Linked DNA regions of Homo sapiens: region 2 is linked to region 1. A link is a loop called in an ENCODE intact Hi-C map of the cell type or tissue named here. Cell type or tissue: endothelial cell of umbilical vein. All regions are shown on one strand. Links, peaks and the distances in the headings refer to the core of each region. The heading gives the core; the rest is flanking DNA. Region 1 has its middle 17 kb from the start of MRGPRX2. Region 2 overlaps ZDHHC13 (zDHHC palmitoyltransferase 13).

What was found. Peaks named below come from ENCODE experiments on the same cell type or tissue, not always from the same donor. Only the 100,000 strongest peaks of a DNase experiment are listed, where the experiment ranks them.
Region 2: it touches region 1 in a loop (4-fold over the local background); 17 of 110 quality-filtered maps call a loop at or near these places.

Annotation. Positions count from the first base shown.
Region 1 is chr11:19,073,071-19,082,356 of GRCh38, forward strand. No RefSeq gene overlaps it. Among named protein-coding and RNA genes, the nearest start is that of MRGPRX2, 17 kb to the left of the region's middle. RefSeq lists a silencer at 4,972-5,266. In endothelial cell of umbilical vein, for the core only: a CTCF peak has its summit at 4,101 (motif pointing right); DNase peaks (open chromatin) are centred at 4,141, 5,081, 6,761 and 7,681; H3K27ac peaks cover 4,148 bases.
Region 2 is chr11:19,145,601-19,154,886 of GRCh38, forward strand. ZDHHC13 (zDHHC palmitoyltransferase 13) reads left to right here. Exons shown (of 17, transcript NM_019028.3): 3 at 581-703; 4 at 1,996-2,073; 5 at 3,587-3,731; 6 at 5,127-5,191; 7 at 6,558-6,720; 8 at 6,959-7,084. Among named protein-coding and RNA genes, the nearest start is that of ZDHHC13, 33 kb to the left of the region's middle. In endothelial cell of umbilical vein, for the core only: no CTCF peak of the experiment used is centred there; no DNase peak of the experiment used is centred there.

The DNA.
Region 1 (9,286 bases), core at 448-8,447:
CCAAGCCCATGCTCCGCAGGCCTCTGTGCTCTGCACTCCTCTCTCCTCTTTGCCTTCTGTAGTCCCCTTTACCTGTTAGGCCCCAGAAGGCTCCCGTTTTGGGGTATAACCCAGGTCCTAGGGCACTCCCCTCATCTGAACTCTGTAGCTGCTGCACCTGTCTCCTCTGCTCCTCTAGGCTGAAAGCTCCCTGAGAGCAGGGCCTATGTTATTCATTCATGGATTCACTCATCCATTTCTTCAATGAATATTGATTGTGCACTCCTTGCTACTTGATAGGCCTTGTTTTAGGTGCTGGAACTGGCACACTGGGTGAGGTCTGAAATTCAGCTCCTGACTCCTGGCCCAGTGCTCTTCCCAACAGATTCCCATCCCCACCTACCTCACCCAGAGCCCAGCCTCCTGGATATAGGTCAGGGAAGCAGTGCCCAGAGCACCACCTTCCCCTCAGGACCCTGATAGGATATTGCCTGCAGCATTTTCCAGCAGGCACAAAGGGCTGAGAGGTACATCTTTGCAGTTTCCTTCTTCCCCTAGGACATTCTGGGAACCACAGGGATATGCACTACCCTTTCCTTCCTTTTGCAGGGTGGCGACAGGGACCAGGGCCACACTCACTGGGCCTAGGGGCAACCCTGGTTCAGACACTCCAGGCTACATGACCTCAGATGACTCCTGTAACCCCCTGAAGCCTTGGTTTCCTCATCTCTAAAAAGGTGATAGTGATACAGGAACTAGAAAGAAATTATTTAGGCAGATAGTGAGGGTAAGAGAGTCCTCAGTAAGGTTTCCTTTTAATAAAAAGCAGCCCCTAACTTGTTTCTTTTCTAAGAAAAAGCAACCTGAAAAATCAAGCTGCAAGCATAGATAAGCAAGCTAAAAGCTCACATAGGTAAATACTGGCAGCTGTGGCAATAGAAAAGCGATATCTGGAAGCCAGGTATATTCAACACGGAGGTTCCCTCTTCCCTTTCCTTTGTCACCACATGTGCAGTAAAAAGCAGGCAACATGGCACCGGCCAGGTAGAGACCCCATCTGCATAATAAAAGATTAGGGTGGGATGACCAGCTTCTTTGCATGCTATGCAAACAGCACACCTGGTTTGACCAATCTCTCATGCCCTATGTCAATCAGACACTGCCTCCTCAAGCTCATCTACAAAACGCCTCCATGCATTTCACCGTGGAACTGGAAGATCCAGTCCGGAGCCCCTCTCTCTGCAGGAGAGAGTTTTTCTCTTTTCTCTTTCTTTCACCTATTAAACCTCTGCTCTTAAACTCACTCCTCGTTTGTGTCCATGTCCTCGATTTCCTTGGAATGAGGCAATGAACCTCGGTTATTGCCCCAGACCAATGGCACCACTTTGATACCAAGAGTATCTTCTCCCTAAGGTGTTTTGAGAATTCTTTGATTCTGTGCCTTCAATAAATGGTAGCTCCTGTCCTCCCTGCCCCCACCCCACAAGCCTGAGGACTGAAGTCAACTCCTGTCCATGGCAAATCAGGCTCCTGCTTAGCAGACTCGGAGCTACAGGAAGCCCCGTCTCCCTCTTCTAGTGCTCAGCCCTAGCGAGAGTAACAACAATAATAATAGTTATTATAACAATGTTGATCTTTTTGATAGCACTTGCTTTGTGTCAGGCACTGTTGTAAGCACTTTACATTTATTAACTCATTTACTGTTTGGTACAATCATATGAAGTGGTATCATTATCATCCCCCTTTTTCAGATGATGAAACCTAGAGAGGTTAAGCAACTTGCCCAAGATCACACAGCTGATAAGTAGCCATTAGAAATGAAGAGACATGGTTGGGCACGGTGGTTCATGCCTGTAATCCCAGCACTTTGGAAGGCCGAGGCAGGCGGATCACCTGAGGTCAGGAGTTTGAGACCAGCCTGGCCAACATGGTGAAACCCCATTTCTACTAAAAATACAAAAATTAGCCGGGCATGGTGGCACATGCCTGTAATCCCAGCTACTCAGGAGGCTGAGGCAGGAGAATCGCTTGAACCTGGCAGGTGGAGGCTGCAGTGAGCCGAGATCGCACCATTGCACTCCAGCCTAGGTGACAGAGCAAAACTCTGTCTCAAAAAAAACAAACAGAAATCAAGAGACATTCTGGACAGCAGTCAGGCTACATTTGCATATAGTTGGTTGCCACATCAATGGCCAAGGTAAAAAGGTGAGTTGAGAATATACGAACTGGGTCATAAATGATGTGAACACAGCTAAGGACTTTCCCAGGACACCTGGACAGCAGGCCTCTGCCGACTCACCCTCTTTTTGTGCCCACTGAGTTGTGCTGCCTGGCACCTGAAAGGGCACATCAATGTTCTGGAGAAGGAAAAGGATGGCAGGAGAGTAACTGGTCTCTGCTCCCTCTTTGGGGCACACAGGGCTTCCAGAAATTCTTGCAAATGTGCCTGAGCCCACATAGGTGCTCTGAAGTAAAAACCACAGAGCTCACTCACACCCCAGAAGTGTTCCCAAATACATTCCCCCATGAAAATTTTCTCTAATATATTTAACTCTACCCACCCCCCAAACTGCTGATGGCAATTTAAAATATTATTTTCCATTCTGCCTCTGTTCTCATTTGTAGAACAGGGGAAGTCAGAGAAACATGGGCTGAGGGAAAATTCATGAGGACTTAGCCACCTGGGAGGTGTTTCTCAAGAGCTGCCAGTGTCGTTGGCTCAGCCAGGGCTCTTGGCGACATGGAGACAGAGCCAGGAGGGCAGGGCTCATGTCTGCTGTGTCTTGCTTCATTCTTAGGTTCTGTGTAAGAGTCCATTTGGAAACAGCTTCTGTGCTAAAAACAGAATTTGAGGGCTGTTGGGCTAGATAATTCCTAGATTCCATCTTGACTGCTACCTCCTAGGGCTCATTCATTCATTCCTCAAATATCACGCAAATACCAGGAGCTCTGCAGGCACTGAGGATCCAGCAGTGAATAAGAGTTATGGTCTCTGCCCTCATGGACCTCAAATACAATGTGAAAAAAGATGAAAAGTAAGAAAATAATGAATAAATGGAAAAATGACACATTATCATAGCTGCCATGAGGGAAATCAATAGGACAAGGTGATGGAGAGTCACTTGGGGGCTCCTTTGGATGGAGTGGTCAAGGAAGGATTCCCTGAGAAGTTTAAGCTGAGCCCAGGAGGATGAAAAGGAACCAGATTTGTCAAAAACCAAGGAAAAAATGTTCCTGGTGTAGGGAACTGCGAGTGCAAGTGTCCTGAAGCAGGAAAGAGATTAGAGTTTACTGTGGCTGGAGCAGAGGCAGGGATAAGTCAGACCTAAGGGGAGGTTTATTCTAAGTGCAAAGCCATTGGAGAGTTCTAAGCAAGGAAGAGGCACCATCTGATTTTCTCATTTACATTAAGCAGATCACTTTTCTGTGGAGAGGAGAATGCCTTGCAAGGGGCAAGGAGATCCACTAGGAAGCTATTGCAGAAGAGGGTGATAACTAGGGCTGGGGATGGCCATAGGGATGAGGAAAGTGGATGGTTTGAGGCAGAGCCAACTGGATTTGCTGAAGAACTGGCTGTGGGAGGTGGGTGCAGGGGTGAGAATTAAGTCTCCTGAAAGTGTGAAACAGACCCCGTTTTCCTACTTGGATGATATGCGTGCTCCCAGAGGTGCCTCACCCTCCATCCTCACTCACTGGAATACTTCTGTTTGCTTTTGCCACTTGTCACACTGGCTTCTCTGTGCTTGACACCCCAAACTCATTCCTACCTCAAGGCGTTGGCACTGCCTGGGCTGGTTGCCCTGAACTTCCCGTGGTTGGTAACTTCTTGACACTTGGGGCTCAGCTCAGCCATCTCCTCTCCCCTGCCCCAGCTGGCCTTTCTTGAACACACAACTTGTAGCCTGACCCACACCCTCCTCTACTCACTCTATTACATTACCCTGTTTTATGCTCTTTACTTTCATGATCTGGAAAGATCTTGTTCATTTATCTGCTTGGGATTTTCCCCATCTGCTTCCACTAGAATGTAAATTCCATGGGCAGGCAGCCCCTTGTCTGTCTCATTCAGCAGCTCTAAAGGGCAAGGCTGGCTGGGGGTGGCCCTGCAGTGCTAGGCCTCCTCCACAAGAGGGCGCACACAAAGTTTCTTTTCTGCTTTTGTCTAGACAATCTCTCCCGGAGTAAAATGAACAGAAAACAGACTCAAATTGCACACTTTACCTAGCTGGGTACACATGCTCTCATTTTTTTTTATATAGGTTTTTAATGTTTTGTTTGATAGTTTAAAACATGTTTTTCTGTGGAACTTCAGATGTTACCCTGAGACAGGGGAAGGGGGGAATCATAGGGACTCCGTTCCCGTCGGGTACCTCTCCATCGTGTGCTATGCTTAGGCTGGCTTTTGCCCGAAAGAACCTGTACTTATGTCTCCACTAACTGTAGCCAGTGATCTCCAAACAATTGGGACATAAATTAACATTTCCTTGATCCTAAGACCGTACTTGGCAATGACCCACAGATTTCTCAACCAACTGGGTAACTCTTGAGAAGGTTTCAGTTCAGTTTGATGAAAACAGGTGAGGGTTTAACCTATGTAATAATAAAGAACAGACAGTGCTGGTTGGTTATTCATCATTGCTCTATTATTGGAGGTAGCTTGAATTAGTGGAAAGAGCACTGGGAGATGCCAGATGTGGGTGTGAGTCTTCTTTTGAGTCTTGGCTCTGTCCATTTCTAGCTGAATGACTATAACTCTGTGAACCTGTCTCCTTCATTTGTGAGGATGACCAAGCTTTCATAGACATAAAAGGTATTTTGTAAAGAAGCATGCAGATGGTGGTGGTAGCACGTAGCGTGTTTATAATAATTGCTGCTAGCACAGTCATATTTGAGACCCCCTCACACTTGGACTGAAGGTGCCCCATGAAATGTGGAGCTGAGAGGGGAGCTGAGGAGTGTCTGAATGTGTCACCTAGATAAGGAAGAGGGCCAGAAGTTGGTGCCTGGAACTGGGAAAGGAATCCAGGGAATCCCAGAGCTAGGAAAAGCAGCACAAGAGGAATGGGTCAGGCAAAAGGATGATTCTGGAAGAATATTTATGACTGTTTCCTGCTGCTGGCACAGGATGCATTTAATAGCTGGGGGTGGACTGGACATTTTCTAAATTTTTGTCTAATAGGAAGTGTGTTGGCTTTCATAGAGGAAGCTTGAGATACTTCATCATTAGTAGGTACTTGGATTATTTTTCAAATCTGCCTGGTCATTTTTATATTCTTTTGTTCTTGACTCATTTTTTATTCTTTCTTTCTTGAATTAGTGGAAAGAGCACTGGACCATGCCAGAAGATGTGGGTGTGAGTCTTCTTTTGAGTCTTTCTTTAATATGTTTATTTAAACATATTAAACATAATTTTTCTATAGTCTATATGTATCCCAATATCTGAAGTCTTTGTGGGCCTGGTTCTATAATTTGCTGTTTCTGCTGCCACTGATTCATGGTGGTCTGTTTCCTTGCACACATCATTTTGATTGTGAGCCCCTAGTTTTTGGAATCTTATGATAATTCTATAAGGCTTGGCTTGAGGGTGCATTTCTGTAGGGAAGATTCCTGATTGCTTCTGTCAGGCGTCAGGACATACTGATAACAGAACAGAGTCCACTTTATTTTTTTCTTTTTCAAGGTCCACTTAAATTCAATTGATCATCTTGAGGGTTTTAAGACCATGTGTAAATTAGTGTCATTTCAGAATCCCTAGTTATGCAATGGTCAGCCAGTAGCACTGAAACCTCAGGGCACTATTTTCTCCCCCAACTACTGTAAATCAAGGTGGACACAGACACTTTTCCTTGCTGCTTAGTTATACTGTGCAGGTTTTATGTTTTGTTTGTTTTATTTTTCATCAATCATCCTTTTTCTCAGAGAGTATAGCTGTTTCTGAGTCCTGGCTTTATTCAGAGGGCTCTCTAATTTGACTCCCTGCACTGCATGGATATAAGGATTAGTGCAGAATCACCCCTTCATTCCTAGTAAAGTCCTGTGTGTAACAGGTCTAGGCCACCAGACGGTACAGAATTCCCCGGAGTGTGTGATAGTTTCTTCCCATGTATTCACTTGGGTCTGACTTTACTTCTGGCCTTAGGTTCCTCTTCCTTTATATGTTAGATCCTCACAGCAATCCCCAAAGGTATTTGTTTTAAAGATAAGTACACTAAGGATCAGAGATGTTAAGCAAATTTCCCAAAGTCACAAAGCTAATGAGTTGTTAAGCTGAGATTTGAATTCAAGCCTTCTGATGCCTCAAGATATATATTTTCAGCTACATCCATCTCTTTAACTTGTAGGACTTAGTCTTGGGAAGGGTTGTCTCAGGGTTGACGCAGGTGGTGGAGAGGGCTATACATGGCCCTGTGGCTCCAGAGGATGGACCCTTGAGCAGTGGGTGAGAATTACACAGAGATAAATGGAGGCTGGAGATCTGGAGCAGCTTCCAGCAAGTGTCTGACAATGAGAGGGAGTGAGTTCCCCATCGCTAGGGGTGTGAGATGACCATCTCTTCAAAAAACCCCTGCCTGGGGTGGCTGCAGAGAGCAACCTCTGAGTGTCCTTTGGCTCTGATAGCCTTAGCCACTGTCATTCTCTTGGTCAGCCCTGGACATCCCTGGAAAGGATGACTCAGCTGTCCGTTTTAAACAGGGTAGTTCAGAAGAATACATTCCTGGTTATTCAAGTTTCTAGGGAGTCCTTGGGAAAGGCTCGGTTGATGAGGAAATCGTTGGGGGGTGATTAACAACTCTTGGATCAGCTCCTTCCTCCTTTGCCAGCCTCACCCAGCAGCCTTTCACAGGGGCCTGTTTTCTTCTAAACACACAGAATGAAAGAATGTGACACATCAGGTTTTAATCTTGGGTCTCAGCCCAGAAAAAAATTTGAAACCTGAAACAAGTGAAACCCATTAATTTACAATTAAATTTCAAAGGGTTGTTCCCCCAAAGTGCCTACTTCCAACCAAATAATTTGAGCTCAGAGCCATAAATTATGTGATGTGTTTTGTCCCCAGCCTGCGAAGTGTGCTGGATTAGTAGCCCAGCCTGGGGCTTCCAGCTATCTCCTCCTTCAGACTGAAAGTCTTCTAAACTATGAATGGTACAAGTAATGATTCTCATTTGTACAGAAGTTGCAATTGACAGAGCACTTCCATGTTACTCACATTTGAGCCTCCAAAGACTCCATGTGGGATAAGGCATTACATAGATGAGGAACACAAGTCTTGGGGAGATGGAAACGTTGAGGGACTTGAGCAAGACACACGGTTTCTAAGGAGCAGATCCAGGACCTGAATCCAGATTTCTTGATTATCTTTTCAGAGAAGATAATTTAACTACTTTCATCAGTGCAGCCTCCTCAGAATAATTAAATCTTATGCAGGAGAAGAATTTAATTTTTATAACTGGAAACAAAAATGCTTCAATAGATCCTCTTAGGCTACAACCATTCCCAATCTCCCTCCATTACTCCTCCCCTGTATCCCAGCAGAAAACCCTTTTAGGGCTCCACTGTGGTTATAACAATGTGCATTCCTCTTCTCACAAGTGACGACAGTGTCACGTGGTGGCTGAGCGCACAGGGCCAAGTCCTGCCTCCTCTTCAGCTGTGGCCTTGGACAAGTTAGCTAACCAACCTGAAGCTCAACTTCATACTGCTGACCTTGAGGGGATGTGGTGATGACTAAATGACATAAAGTACTGGAGAGCTTAGCACAGTCTGCAGCATGTAAGTGCCCCATAAATGCAGATTGAACATAGCTGTACAAAACAAGGACTGTAGGTCAAACCCCAGGACTGCAAAGACTCCATTCATTCCAGCAGCTTTGACTGAACACGTGCTTTGTGCCAGACGCTTCCGTGTCATTACTCATTGACTCCTCACAACAATCCTATGAGGCAGGTGTTATTATTCCCATTATACACATGGGGAAATTGAGGCTTACTTGCCAGCTACTTTGCTTTCATCTGTGTCAGAGCTGGGATTTGAATTCAACTCTGTGTGACTTTTGTTCCAGTACTCTACTGTGCAGTATGCAGAGATTTGGAGAGAGTACATTATAGATTAGGAGTGGTGACAGGAACCCCTAAATTGGGGTGTCTAGGGACTGGACCTGAGCTGTGGCTCTCCCACACTTGCTCTGCAGCTTTAAGCCAGACACATCAGTTTTCTGGGTCTTGGTGGCTTCATCTGTAATCCAAAGAGTTTGGAAAGATCATCTCAAAGATCCTTTCCAGCTCTGGCCTGCTAAGAAGCTCCTCAGATTTCAGAAAAGACTCACGGATATGATGCTGGAACAGAGGAAGCATACCAGTGGCCCCTGAAATTTCAAATCAGTTTTGCCTTTTGAACTCTGAGTTTCTGCATGAATTCAGAATCTGCCAGAGGAAAACTCTCTAATTATCCTACAGGGATTAGCCCAGCTAGTAATTACCCATATTATTTTTAATTGCATTTTATAAGGTACCTTTCATCCAAGATCTCAAAGGGCTTCTCAAATATTCATTAGCTGAACCCCACCTCCTCCCTGTGTGGATATGAAAGACAGAGACTGATTTTAATGTCAGAAAGAAGATGTGGCAGGGAGAGAAAAAGGGACTGAGATCCTGGGAGTAATATTACCTCTGAGTTTAAAGGAGAGAAGAGCAGAAATATGCCAGAGAAATGCTCACCTTTGGAAGGAGTTCATGGGATATTTGGTCAAGAGCAGATGGGTCAGGAAATGTTCCTCCTTTTTAAAAAATCAACTTCTGCCAGGGATGGTGGCTCACACCTGTAATCTCAGCACTTTGGGAGGCTGAGGCAGGAGGAATACTTGAGCCCAAGAGTTCATGCAATCAACTTGAACTCCTGTTTTGTTTTGTTTTGTAGAGATGGGGTCTCACTATGTCCTAGGCAACATAGTGAGACCCCATCTCTACAAAACAAAACAAAAACAAAAACAAAAACAAGAAATTAGCCAGATGTGGTGGCATGTGCCTATAGTCCCAGTTATTTGAGAGGCTGAGGTGGAAGGATCACTTGAGTCCAGGAGTTGGAGGCTGCTGTGAGCCGTGATGGTGCCACTGCACTCCAGCCTGGGCAACAGAGTAAGACCCTGACAAAAACAAAACAAAACAAAAAACCAAAAAGAAACAAACAAAAAAAACCTTCTGTCTGTAAGTGCTTAAGAGAGGGTCATTCGGTTTATTGCAGTTCAATTCCATTGAATCATTGGCTTTATTTCACTTTAGACTTATTCATCATCAGCTGTCCTTTGAGGAGT
Region 2 (9,286 bases), core at 968-8,967, 73 kb after region 1:
TCTGAACATCCATGTAGTTTCACATTGCTGATTTTTGTACATGCTGCTTCCTCTGCCTGAAATGCCTTTTGTCAACCTATAAAATATAGCTTAGTTTCATCTCCTTCAGGAAGGGCTAATCATTTGTTCCTCTGCTATACCTATATTCTTTCCATATTTCGTTGTGGAATTTATCCCATTCTAAGTTTGCTTTTAGTCTTTATCCCTTATTGTGAGATTATTGCATGGGCTTGGTTTGATTCAGGGGTAAGATTATTGTCAGGAATTGGCACCAGGTGTTTCTGGCACATAGTGGAGATCAGATGAAACTTATTGAAGGAAGGCAATGTAAGTTTAAAGTTTACTTAAGAAAGTCAAGTTCAACTCCAAAGAGATTAATCTGATCAGTACATAAACCAGGTTTCCTTTTGCTGTTTGGCTTTATACTGTGTCCTCTCTATGCATGTCTTTGTTAATTATTATATTTCTGTATTGACTGAAAGGCAGTTTGGATAGTGAAAAGATATAGTAAAGTGAAGAAATTTTGATATTTGAAATGATTTTAATTGTATCAATTATGCTTTTTTTTTTCTTCTTTGAGATACGGAATTTTTGAACGATGTAAAGAGTTGGTAGAAGCAGGATATGATGTCAGGCAACCAGATAAAGAAAATGTGTCGCTTCTTCATTGGGCTGCTATTAACAACAGACTGGATCTTGTAAAGTAAGATGGGATATGTGTGTTAATTGTGTATTTATAATTTTAGACCTCTCCTTCATTTATCTTTTTCTTTAAGTATGGGTATTGAACCATGTGTAATCCTCGTGTAAAAGAACACCCGAAACTTTTTCTGCCACACACGTTGGTTATTATAAAGTTGAAAGGGACCTTAGAGACCATGCCTGGTTGATCCAAAAGGGAAAATTAGAGATAAAGCCAAGGGGGCCAATCATAAAGTTTAGAAAGTAAAAGTGAACATTTTTTAAAAAAGGAAAAGTATAATAAACTTTTTCAGAAGAGAATGGGAAGTCTCATCTAGTTTAGAAGAAGCATTGAAATATTTTACATTTTAATACCACGAAGAATAGATAGGTAGGAGATTTAACCTTTTAAAAAAACTAAATATGGAATATACTTTTAAGTGGGCATGTATTGGATTGTATAAAATATTTCCCCTTCATAAAGCACTACTGCCTACCCATTGTTTCTTTTAAACAGCTTAACATGTAAAATGTACATGTGTATGTGAATGTGTATATATTTTGTGTTATAGGATTAGATATTTAAAATCCTCAAAGTTTAAGAAATTTATTAAGGTTTAAAATGTTCTAACACACATGAATACTCACAGGCAAACTCCTCTTCTGTGGAAATAAACTGGCATGGTATTTAGATAATATGATGTATGAAGCTCAACTTTGAAGTAATGAGACTAATTCCTATAAACCATAGAAGAAAATCAGTCTTATTACCTTATATGTCCACCTTATACAGTGCCTCTCATCTCCGTACCCTAAATACAGGGCAAAACACTCAAAATGTCTAACTTTTCCAAAAGGATTTTAAATTAATTCTTTACTACTTACTTTTAAAATTCATTCCCACATAGTAATTCTACTTTTAAACTGTTGAAGGTGACATAACTTTACCTTTCTCCTTCCAGTCAAGTAAGAATATCTGTCTGATCCTAAACCTTTTGAATATAAACAATTTCAAGAGTGCTGCGGTAGTTAGACTATGCAGAGAGTAGTTATGATGTATTTGATATGTAAGTTATAATGGAATGCTAATTACAGCAGGACTAATTACTTACATCCTAAGGATGTTTCATCAGGGATTTGTCTGATTCTGCCATGTGAACCTTTCATATTTCTATAGATCTGGGTGTTTTAGGGATTATTACTATCATAATTTGTTCTCCAACATATTTATTACTATGAAAAAATTAGTATTTTCTTTCTCAATATGAAGCTTAAGTTTCAAATCTTACTTTCATTTGTGTCTGCTTTTAACAGGTTTTATATTTCAAAAGGTGCTGTTGTAGATCAGTTGGGTGGAGATTTAAATTCAACTCCTCTTCACTGGGCCATCCGGTAAGGTTTCTTTGAACACTGAAATTAAATAGCCACATATAGCTAGTGGTCACCATATAAAAAATCAGTTATAGACGATTTGAAAGGCTGTCTTTTCTTCCCCCCCCCCCTTTATTTAAAAATAAATTTCAGCTTTAAAGAGTTTGCAGAAAGGATGTTTTCGATATTTAATTTAGGGCTTCATTATGATTATCCAACTCAAATATGTGTTTTATAGTTTCTTTTTTGTAATTAGAATAAATAATTTTCATACTTGGTAACATAAATAAAAATAGTAGTTCAGTGAAGTGCAAACTCATTCAGTTCAGGCTTATGACAGATGTCTATTTAGAAATTTACGATTTTATTTCAGAGGTGAGTTTCCTCTTAAATGTGAAGTATATCTCTATATCTTAGGGCCAATTGAGTCAACTCTTTTAAAAGTTGTTGCAGGATTAACAAGAAATTTTGAGTATATCAACTTAGAACATTTATATTGTGTGGTCACTCTCCTTTTTTCTCTGTTGTATATTGGCCATCTGAAACTGAAGTTAGTAAGTCTTGAATACTTATCAGTTTCTTTTATTAATTTAAACTCCACTCTCGGTGGTTGGTGGGGTTGACAGGAATCTGAAACTGAAGTGAATAATTGTTCATGTAAGTCAAGGAGTTGAATCTTTTCTCCATAGCTAAGAGTTTTGAAACTCTAGGGTTACTTCATGCCCTTTAAGCTACTGAGGTACAGTACTTTACATGAAAAATGAACCATAGTCAAGCATAAGAAAAGCATATGAATATATAGCTCTTAATATTATCACAGTAAACCCATAGTTTATGAATATTATATTTCTGTATATCTGGCTTATGATTTTTTGATTTTAAAATGACAGTGACATCTAAGTGGTCTTAGAATCTTCATTGTTACCATGTCATAAAGAATTATTATTCACGTATGGTAATGTGTGAAGGTCAGGTTTAGGGTAGATTGGGAAGTTATCAAGTTTATCACTTGCACTCAAGAATGATTATCCAGGCCGGGTGCAGTGGCTCATGCCTGTAATCCCAGCACTTTGGGAGGCCCAGGCAGGCAGATCATGAGGTCAGGAGATCGAGACCATCCTGGCTAACACAATGAAACCCCATCTCTACTAAAAATACAAAAAATTAGGTGGGCATGGTGGCATGCGCCTGTAGTCCCCGCTGAGGCAGGAGAACCGCTTGAACCTGGGAGGCAGATGTTGCAGTGAGCTGAGATCGTGCCACTGCACTCCAGCCTGGGTCACAGAGCGAGACTCCATCTCAAAAACAAAAAACAAAAAACAAAAAAAAACGAGAATGATTATCCATATAGTTCTAAGTTTGCAGCATCTAAGTTAAAAACGTTTGGACAATCACCATTGTTTCAAAAATCTTACTGTTAGGAAATATTTTTTATATGTAACCAAAATCCCTCATGTCTTAGGAATATCAGTCTCTCCCTGACTTTTTGCTTTTTCTGCATGCTACAGAATGGCTTTTTGTCTTCTATTTGCAGACAAGGACATTTACCTATGGTCATATTATTACTCCAGCATGGTGCAGACCCCACTCTTATTGATGGAGAGGGATTCAGCAGCATCCACCTGGCAGTATTGTTTCAACACATGCCTATTATAGCATATCTCATCTCAAAGGGACAGGTATGTTCTGAAATGTGTCTTATACTCCAGTTTTTATCATCTGAAGAGGTTGGGGAAATTATTAGTAGTAGTCTCTTCTCATTTTTAAAGTGGAGGTTAATGGATATCCAGATATTCAGATATTAGCCTCAGTACGTTTAGCCATTGAATACTGCTTTTCAGCTTCATTGGAGGGAAAAGGACAGGTCATTTAGCTCAGTAACGTATAATAGATGTTTCTGAAACTTGTAAGCTGGTAATAGTTTTTCTTATGAACCCAGTAATTTGCAGAGTTTCTCAAAAACATGACTTCAAAGCCTGTATTTTTCTTCTAGTTGAATATAAAAATGGTAGTCAAATCACTAAATTAACCCATCATTTGCTTTCATTATTTGAGCCCAAATGGGAGGCCAATTTGAATATATGTTTCTTATTGTTCTCTAAAGTAATTCCATGAAAATTGACTTGCCTTGAGAGGCACAGGTTAAATTATAGGTTATTGTAAGTTTCACTGTCAATTATACTTGCCTGGAATATGTTTTCTGGTAGCAAAGTAGTTTATGTATTAGCAGACTTGCCTGTAAAAGGCATGAAAACGTGTTTGCACAAATGCTGTTGGAATGATTGTGCTCCCTTTAAATAAGCACTTTCTCTCAGACTTAGCTGATTGAAGTAGAATTATAACCTCCTAGGTTTCATTGTTGGAAAAATATAAATATATGAGGAAGAGTCCTGTCTGCTTCTCTTTGGGTGCCTTCCCAAGTCCTGTTCCTCCAAGGCCCATAAGAATCTTCAGAAGCTGAAACTGTTTTTCTTTGGCTTAGCTGAAACCATTGCTGTATACCTTAAACCTAGACCTGTCTTATTAAAAGGACTGTATCCTCATGGAAATATGATTTCCTTTTTTTTTCTGTGTTCCAGAAAATAGAAAGGAAATTTTCATATTTTACTATTTAAAACTTAATATGATAAGTCCAGAAAGACAAGTTGCCTCAGAAGATAGGGAGTTCACTATTTACTGGAAGTGTTTGAGTAGGTACTGAATGACTTTGTATAAGAAATGATAATGCGAATTAATGTGTCAACTAAGGTCTCAACTAGGTGACTTTTAAGGTCTCTACCATCTCTTGTATTTGATGGTAGCTATCAACATTTTACTCTTTCCCTTAACTGTGTTCACATCATATAACACTTTACATTATATATTCAGATTTTCTTTTTAAAAATATTCTGTGGAAATCCATGGATTTTTACCCTATGGAAGTGAGCAAAACATTCTTTTTATCAAATGATATTTGAGCCCTTTATGTAGAAATAATGGTAGTATTGAATGTATTAAAGAGATATTTCTATTAAGAGAACAAATAGACTTTTGAGTGTATTTACAGTTATGCTAATTGTCTTCTTTTTGAATAGAGTGTGAATATGACAGATGTAAATGGGCAGACACCTCTCATGTTATCAGCTCACAAAGTAATTGGGTGAGTTTAATTTAGTCCACTCAATCTCATTCTTGGTTCCAACTATTTCTTTTCTGTGTATGTAATTTTAAGTATCTGTGTCTATGTGAGATGATAGTACATTGAAGAAAATAAGATTTTTCACACAGAGACTGTGATAATTGACTTTTAAGGTAGTTATAGTTAGAAAAGCAGCCTTGAAATACATTTTCTCTTTTCTGATAGCTTTGGCAAAAAGTTTGAAAGCTACTAATAAGAAAAAAATTTCCTTACCTATCAAGTAGATATACCTTGAAATATACTTGTTAACATGACTTGTATTTCTTCCTTTGGCTTTAAAAAAATGGCTATAATTTTAAATGTTCTCATAATTTGAAATCTAAGTGATAAATCTGCTTTCTGGAAAATATTAAATTTTGAGATTCTCTGACATCATTCTTGACTACTTTGAAAATATCATTAACTGAAAAGAGTCTGTATGTTCAGATCAGGCACTTACATATTCAAGTTTTTCTGTGTATTTATTTCTATAAACACATGATTAATGACCACTGTATAGTTCAACTTCTGGTATTTATCTAGGCAGATACTTACGACAGTTCTCACTTTAGCAGTTTGTTTCTATGTTGTATTGAATCTCTGATTTTGCTTGTACTTAGGACTTCTAGGAACTGTGTTAGTTCTAATGCTATTTCCTTTTTGTTCATGGAATGGTAGGACTGGAGGTAGAATTTTATTAAAAAGCATTTTCTCTTCTGTGCTGGTAAATCTGAAGTCAGGTATAATCTCTATAAAGATATTGATAGAATAAATAAAGTAGAATATTGTTTTATTAAAAGAATCTCTTCAGTGGTCATGAAGGAAGGAAAGGTATTGGTAAAGTAAAAATATTTTACTGAATTCTGTCTTCTAGTCCGTAACTTTCTAAGATATACAAATATTTTAGGGCATAATTTATACCTGCTTTATTTAACAGTTGATTTGATGGAGAGTATGAAGTTAGCTCCTCAACTAAGACATACATTTAGTCTTTAATTGAATAAATAGCATAGCATTTAATATTGGCTAAAGTTAAATCTATATTCAAAGAAAAGTGTTAGCCAATAGAACAACAATATGAAAGGAAAAGTTTGAAAAACAAAAGCAGTTATTCCACTGCATTGTTAAAATTATCTATCTGTATAGCAGTCGTCATTTAATAGATGTCTTTTTTTTTAATCTCCTATTAGTACCTAGAATAGAACTCAGTACAAAGAAGTTTCTCAGTTCTGAATACTTAACTGAATGGTTAATTGATGGCATTATCTTAAAAGATTCATAATTTGCATTTACTCCTTAAGTCATCATCTCTGTTAATGCCTCTTGGTATTTTATTATTTTGAGACAGGCCAGAACCAACTGGATTTCTTTTAAAGTTTAATCCTTCTCTCAATGTGGTTGATAAAATACACCAAAACACTCCACTTCACTGGGCAGTTGCAGCAGGAAATGTTAATGCAGTTGATAAGCTTTTGGAAGCTGGTTCTAGCCTGGATATCCAGAATGTTAAGGTATGGCCAGATATTTATCTCCCTTAGTTTATTATATCTTGAGTTAGAAGATTGATAAATTAACGTAAAGATAAGCTATATAATTGTTTTCAGTTACCCCAAGATAGATATAAATGATAATAGCTGGCTATCCTTGGAATAATGTGTTGAGTCTATGATTCTGGTGTTTTTAAAAAAAGTTTAGCACTCATAATATATTAAAAATACTTTTAAACTTTTTACCCTACTCTTTTTTAAGGGAGAAACACCTCTTGATATGGCTCTACAAAACAAAAATCAGCTCATTATTCATATGCTAAAAACAGAAGCCAAAATGAGAGCCAACCAAAAGTTCAGACTTTGGAGGTGGCTGCAGAAATGCGAGGTATTTTCATATGGGGTCTTTTCTATGGGATAGATGACTTTTTTTGTTCATTTGGTTTTGTTTATTAAGGCATCAGAGGAAACCAGAGAGTTGGCTTTTTGCTGCATTATATCTGCTGACTATATCTTTCCCCCGCATCCTATTACCCAAAGTTGGAAATTTGGCACTTTCATTGGCTATTTATTGTTGGTCCTCAACTAGATGCTCTAAAAGTGCTTGTTACCTTATGAATATCATTGTGTACTTCCACATTTATTTAATGAATGTATTGAAATGCAAAAGGTTTTGATTTTTAGAGACACAATGGGAAAAACACCTTGTTGCAAGGAGTTTTATAGAAGCTTGTAGGAATAGTTTATTCCTTACTAAAATTTTATTTCTTGAAAAGAAAATAATAACATTTACAATGTTTCCTTAGAATCATAAGGACTTTAAAAATGATAGTGTTGAAAATTTTAGGCATATGATGTCACTTCATAAAAGAAAACACTGGAATTTTGAGAGATTAAATCCAAATTTTATTCATTTTTTTTAGCTTAGCAATTCTGTGTGGTGTTCCTCTAAACTTTAAAATGAACTGAATAATGGAAAACTTTAGAAACTTCAGGTTATTCTCATGAATGTCTAAGAAAATCTAAGTCATAGAAGTGAATACTATTTAAATTGTTAAAATGGAATATTGGATTGATTCCACTGTTTCTAGTGTTTTCAAATATGATACCATCATCTTATTAATAATAATTAGTAATTGTACTTTCAGAGTGATTCTAAATTAACAGACACTGTATTCTTATGTAGAGGATCATCATGAATGCTACACTGCTTTTGCATTAGGCATGTGGAGTGGGGAGAGAAAGAAATAGTGGTTATTCCTCAGTCTCCTTTGCCAGCTCCTCCACTTCTCCCCCATCTCTTGTTGGTAGGGTGCCCCAGGATTTTGTTATTGAGCTTCCTTGCTATCTATTCATTCCCTAAATGCCATCTATATGTTGATAACTCCCATATTTGTCTCTCTAGTCTAGACCTTTCCATGCTCATATATCCAATTACCTACTTTACTCATCCGCTTTGATGTCTAATAGGCATCTCCTGATACCCTCCCCACCCTTCCCCTGACTAAGCCAAGCCTTCCCCATCTCAGTAGCTGGTAACTCCAGCATTCCTCTGTCTTCGCCTTTTTTTTTTTTGTCATACCACATATGCAGTCCATTAGAAAGACGGGTTAACTAGTTCAGCCTTCAGTTTATGTCCAGAATCTGACCCCTTCTTACCACTCTACCACTGCCATGTTGGTTCAGCAGATGAATCTTCTAAAATGTAAGTCGGGTCATGTCACTTATCAGCTCACATTCCTATGATGTCTCCTCATTTCTCCCAGAGTAAAAGCAAAGTCTTTATGATGGCCTATAGGGCCCTTTGTCATCCAGGTTTTTATATACTATAAAATTCACTTAGTATATTTATTTGTCTATCTTCCCCAGCTAGAATTTAAGTGAGAAAAAGATCTTAAGTTCATTGATGTGTCCCAAGTGCCTAGAATAGTACCTTGCATATAATATGCCCTCAAGTATTTGTTGAATGAATAGGGCAGCTTGTCTGTAAGAGTGTTATATCTAGGATTTAGAATTTTGAGATCCATATTTAATTCTTATCTCTGTTCTGAGATTATGTTGCTAGGAGATTCTAAATTTACATTAAAAAAAATCTAAACTAGCCCATTTTGTGTCATCATGCCAATTGGAATAGGAAACATTTTAAAGACTTAATGTCATTTGAAATTATCCACTCCTAGATATGGCGTAGAGAGGTGAAAATGGAGGAAGAAAGAAGGAAGCCCTGCTTACTTTCAAGGTCTCATATCTTGTCATTAAAGACTGCATTGCACAAACATGGGGCCCAGCTTCAATTCAGTCAGACCATTGTTTCATAGAAGTTTCATTCTTTTAACTTTGCCAAAATAAACCTGAATTAGTAGCATCATGAGGACATATTTCAGTCTTTGATCTCCATGTGACATTTGACACTGAGAACATCCCCCTTCTCGAAACTCTCTTCCCTGGATTCCCTGAAACCTTTCTTTCTGCCGGTTCTCATCCTGCCTTTCTGGTCAGTTGTTCTTGGTTATTTTTGGTGACTTTGCTTTTTTCCCCTTAAGTGTTTGTTTTGGCTAAGATTCTGCCCCCTTTCTACCTGCACACAGTC